Linked DNA regions of Homo sapiens: region 2 is linked to region 1. A link is a contact called in ENCODE Hi-C or POLR2A ChIA-PET data. All regions are on one chromosome and are shown on one strand. Each heading gives the region's core, a stretch centred on a gene start or an enhancer-like site at or near the end of the contact. The rest is flanking DNA. Distances are from core to core; before and after follow the strand shown.

What was found. Hi-C counts contacts between places; a loop is a spot of excess contacts on that map. ChIA-PET counts read pairs that join two places held with the same protein, here RNA polymerase II (POLR2A). Pooled maps may share reads with other maps.
Region 2: a map with no recorded cell type shows a loop between it and region 1 (5-fold over the local background). The contact joins the enhancer-like site here to the promoter of NOTCH4 in region 1. A Hi-C loop is called at or near these places in 2 of 37 single-sample maps with no recorded cell type and 2 of 50 pooled maps. POLR2A ChIA-PET finds 5 or more read pairs at or near these places in 4 of 52 experiments (B cell, K562, OCI-LY7 and 1 more).

The regions. Positions count from the first base shown.
Region 1 is chr6:32,222,617-32,225,316 of GRCh38, forward strand. It overlaps NOTCH4 (notch receptor 4), which reads right to left and starts at 1,451. Exons shown (of 30, transcript NM_004557.4): 1 at 1,240-1,451; 2 at 389-470; 3 at 1-190. The coding sequence starts at 1,312.
Region 2 is chr6:32,270,186-32,272,885 of GRCh38, forward strand. The region is part of intron 1 of TSBP1-AS1 (TSBP1 and BTNL2 antisense RNA 1); the gene reads left to right. Among named protein-coding and RNA genes, the nearest start is that of TSBP1-AS1, 16 kb to the left of the region's middle. Within about 2 kb of position 1,391, at least 3 of the 41 ENCODE cell types and tissues checked have a DNase peak (open chromatin) inside an H3K27ac peak, as active enhancers do; they include B cell and OCI-LY7, where a contact is called at or near this core.

The sequences.
Region 1 (2,700 bases), core at 201-2,700:
CTGGCATCTCTCACCAGTGAAGCCAGGGAGGCAAGTGCACAAGAAGCTGGGTGTCAATGGAGAGGGAGAGCTGGGGAGCCCTAGGGGAGCGGGAAGCAGGGCTTGGCAGCTGCCTCCATTTTGGCAGAGCTGGGCGTTCTGGCAGGGGTCAGGAAACTGGCACGTCTCACCCAGGAAGCCAGGGGCACACCTGGGCAGGGGAGGAGAGGAAAACTCACATCACTGGTCCCTCTTCCTATTCTTGCCCACTCCCTCCTCTGCCTTCATTTGTTTCCCTTCATCTCCTTCACTTCCTCTCTTTCTTCTTTGGTCTCACTTCCTCACCTCTCCCCCCCTGCTCTCCCTCCCCCTTTCTCTCCAGTCTCCCACTCCTGCAAGGCACACTCACTGGCAGGTCCCTTGTCCCAGAGACAGGCTCAGGCAGGTGCCTCCATTGGCACAGGGTTCTGGGAAACTCCCACACAGCAGCCCTGAGGGTGGAGAGGCAGGCGCAATGGAAGCCCTGGGTGCTGTGCCTCCACCTTTCCTCTTCTAGGTGCTCCTGAGAGACCTGCCCACAGCAGCTCCCACAGGTACTCTAAACCACCTCTTCTTCACATCTGTCCCCACTCTCCACATGGTACCCAGCCCCAGCCCCAGTGCCCTCCGTCCCAGTTACTAATCCCTACCCCCCTTTCCTGTTTATTCTCTGGCCTCCCAAGTCCAGCCTCGGACTCCATCTCTCGGAAGCAAGACAACAGGGGTCAGAAGAGGGGCGGAGGTGGCTCCCGGGAGGTGAATGGCTGAGACTTCGAAGAGATTTCCTCCCGGAAAGGCCGAGCATTGAGCCATCCGGGGGGTGGGGACAGCTGGACTAAGAAAGGGCTTAGTAGGCCTGACCTTTCATGTCCCCATCTCCTGCTTCCCTCTCATCTCCTCCCCAAGCAGGTGGTCAGTGTGTTCCCTCTTCCCCTCTTCCCTATGGCTGCAAGAGTCCTCCAGTGCCAGTGCTGACGAGGTTCTTCCTGGAGGTGGGCACCCTCTCACCCATCCCCCAGCAGTCACCACCCCTGGCACCAGGCCCGAAGCAGCTCCATGGGCAGAGCCGTCTTTCCCTGGAGGCCGTCTCTATTTGGGCAGTGAGAATCTCCTCCATCCAGCATCCCTCACACGGCCTGGGGCTTGGCCCTCTTCCCCCACCCCACTGATCATCCTCCTAAGGGAGCTGGGTCCCCTCACCTCACCCACGCCATGCCTCACCTCTGGGTCTGACCACTGAGACACATAGCAGCAGCAGCAGCAGCAGCAGCAGCAGCAGTGAAGGGGGCTGCATTCCACAGCCCCTTCTCCAAGCCCCGGTCCCTGTCCCTCTTCAGGCAGGGACCCTCAGAGCTCTCACTGGGGCAGGAGCCACCTCCTCTGCTCCCACTGCCCCTCTTCTTCCTCCTCGGCCTGCTGCAAGCCTCACGTCTGAGCTGTTTCCTGAGTCACACAATGTCCTGGACACCCTAGTAATGGGGGGCGGAGGAAGAGTGGAGGAACACTAGGGGGGATGAAGGAGGGGCCTTCTGTCCCTGACAACCCCTGGGGAAGTAGGGGGAAGTAGGACGGTGTGCCTGGAGGGCAGGTGATAGGAGGGGAGAAGGAATCTCGGAACCCCCTGGGCAGTCCCAGCCCTGCTGTTTGTTGATCTGGTCTCTCCTTTCTAGGGATGAGAATTGCAAGGTGGCTGCCCTGTGCCCCAGGAGGGGCAGGACCTGGAAACAGGTATTGGGTGGTTACAGAGTTCTGTATTCCTCCTCCCAGGAGAGGATGCTTAATTTGCCAGGTTATTACAGATGCTTCTCAGAGAACCTGCAACTTGTCATAATTTGAAACCACTCACCTTGGCTAAAGGAACCCAGGGGCTTCTGGGCCTTATCTTGGCTCTTGCCAGGACTTATTTTTCTCCTTCTGGCAAATGGGCAAGATGCTGGCCGGTTTTGGGGAAATCTTGGTCTTCCTGTTGTAGGGGAATGTTAAGACTGTCATTATCAGTGATAAATGAACATAGTCTACCCTAAATTTTGCAGTCTGAATTGTCTGTAACAAACACTGAATTTGGGTAGTTTTCACTTCCTCCATCTCTGCCTCCCTCCGCTGTCAAGGTCCTTGGGATGCAGGGAATGCCAGTCAGAATGCAAAATTGGAGTCAATAAAATCACAAAAGAGAATTCTTTGCCTCAGAATGCTCATCCTACCTTCTTGAGTCAACCCAGGACAACTTTGGGGTCAACCACACACTGAGTTCCTTTAGTAGCACAGGGAACTGAGAGTCCAGGGTGGCAGAAGGTGTCAGTGGCAGCTGTGCTCTCCCTGGTGTTGAGGCACTCATGGCTGCTGCTGGTGCACCTGAGAGCCTTCCCCTACCGGGGAATATACTTCACCAGCACCACTTTCTTCCTTTTTTTAGCTTTTTATTTTAAAATACTTTTAATCTCATGGGAAAGGGGCAAAAATACTAAAAAGAATTCCAGGATACCCTTCACTCAGATTCATCCACTAATATCATTTGACCACATTTACTTTATCATTATTTCTCTATAAATACACATTTGTATTTTTTTCTGAACCATTTGAGAGTAAGTTGCATACAAGATACCCTTTACCCTTAAATCCATCAGTGCAAATTTTCTAAGAACAAAACATTCTTTTACATAATATAGTACAATTATCCAAATC
Region 2 (2,700 bases), core at 141-2,640, 48 kb after region 1:
TGCAGAACATGGAATTTAGGGAGGACAAATTTTGATGAATCAAATAGGTATAGTGATATGGGTAGAAGATTGGTTTACTTTATCATAATTCCTTAAATACATATTGTGTACTTGATTAATGAAATGTTAAAAATAAATGCTTAGATATCATTTGACATTAAATAACTCAATCACTAAGCATGAACTCCATATTTAAAAACTTTATAAAATTTTCAGAGCTCACACAGACAAAATTCCTTATTGTCATGATCACTACGTATAAGTTTGAGTTCTTTCTTACTTTTTTTTTTTGAGACAGAGTTTCGCTCTTGTCGCCCGGGCTGGAGTGCAATGGCGTGACTTCGACTCACTGCAACCTCTGTCTCCTGAGTTCAAGCGATTCTTCTGCCTCAGCCTCCCGAAGTAGCTGGGATTACAGGTGCCCGCCACCACACCCAGCTAATTTTTTTGTATTTTTAGTTGAGACGGGGTTTTACCATATTGGCCAGACTGGTCTGAACTCCTTATCTCAGGTGATCCACCTTATCTCAGGCGCCCCCCGCGATGCGGGGAGTGAGAGCCAGCCCCTCTTCCCTTGGGCCTCCCAAAGTGCTGGGACTACAGGCATGAGCCACAAAGCCCAGCCCTTTCTTACTCTTCATTACATTGTTGAGTATAGTATTAACTATCCTATCAACTGACATTTATATTGCCATTTAATCCAGTTTGATAATTTTTATTTTTAAAATGTGGCATTTCTTGTCCAACAGGAAAATATCACAATCCTAAATATATATGCACCTAACACTGGCGCTCCCAAATTTATAAAACAATTACTACTAGACCTAAGAAATGATATATACAGCAACACAATACTAGTGGGGGACTTTAATACGCCACTGACAGCACTAGACAGATCATTAAGACAGAAAGCCAACAAAAAAACAATGAATTTAAACTATGCCCTGGAACAAATAGACTTAACAGATATATACAGAACATTTTACCCAACAACTGCAGAATATACGTTCAATTCTTCAGCACATGGAACTTTCTCCAGGATAGACCACATGATAGAGCACAAAACAAGTCTCAATAAATTTAAGAAAACTGAAATTATGTTAAGCACTGTCTCAGACCACAGTGAAATAAAACTGGAAATCAGCTCCAAAAGGAACCTTTAAAACCACGCAAATACATGGAAATTAAATAACCTGCTCCTGAATGATCATTGGGTCAACAATGAAATCAAGATGAAAATTAAAAAATTATTCAAGCTGAATAACAATAGTGACATGACCTACAAAAACCTCTGGGATACAGCAAAGGCGGTGCTAAGAGGAAAGTTCTTAGCCCTATATGCCTACATCAGGAAGTCTGAAAGAGCACAAATAGACAACCTAAGGTCACACCTCAAGGAACTAGAGAAACAAGAACCAAGCCCAAAGCCAGCAGAAGAAAGGAAATAACCCAGATCAGAGCAGAGCTAAATGAAATTGAAACAAAAAAATACAGAAGTGAAACAAAAAGCTGGTTCTTTGAAAAGATAAATAAACTTGATAGACCATTGGCAAGATTAACCAAGAAGAGAGAAAATCCAAAGAAGCTCAAGTAGAAATGAAATGGGAGATAGTACAACTGACACCACAGAAATACAAAAGATCATTTGAGGCTACTATGAACACCTTTATGTGCATAAACTAGAAAACCTGGAGGAGATCGATACATTCCTGGGAAGAGAAAACCCTCCTACCTTAAATCAGGAAGAATTAGATACCCTGAACAGACCAATAACAAGCAGCAAGATTGAAATGGTAATAAAAAAATTACAAAAAAAAAAGTCCAGGGCCAGACGGATTCACAACTGAGTTCTACCAGACATTCAAAGAAGAATTGGTACCAATCCTATTGACACTATTCCACAAGATAGAGAAAGAAGGAATCCTCCCTAAATCATTTTATGAAGCCAGTATCATCCTAATACCAAAGCCAGGAAAGAACAAAAGAACATAACAACAACAAAAAAGAAAACTGAAGACCAATATCCCTGATGAACATAGATGCAAAAATCCTTAACAAGATACCAGCTAACCAAATCCAACAACATATCAAAAAGATAATCCACCATGATCAAGTGGGTTTCATAGCAGGGATGCAGGGATGGTCTAACATATGCACGTCAATAAATGTAATACACCACATAAACAATTAAAAACAAAAATCACATGATCATCTCAATAGACACAGAAAAAGCATTTGACAAAATGCAGCATCCTTTTATGATTAAAACTCTCAGCAAAATCAGCCTACAAGGGACATACCTCAATGTAATAAAAACCATGTATGATAAACGCACAGCCAACATAATACTGAATGGGGAAAAGTTGAAAGCATTCCCTCTGAGAATTGGAACAAGACAAGGATGCCCACTTTCACCACTTCAACATAGTACTGGAAGTCCTAGCCAGAGCAATCAGACAAGAGAAAGAATAAAGGCATCCAAGTTGGTAAAGAGGAAGTCAAACTGTCACTGTTTGCTGATGATATGATTGTATACCTGGAAAACCCAGAAGACTCCTCCAAGAAGCTCCTAGAACTGATAAAATAATTCAGCAAATTTCCTGGATACAAAATTAATGTACACAAATCAGTAGCTCTCCTGTACACCAACAGTGACCAAGCTGAGAATCAAATCAAGAACTCAACCACTTTTTACAATAG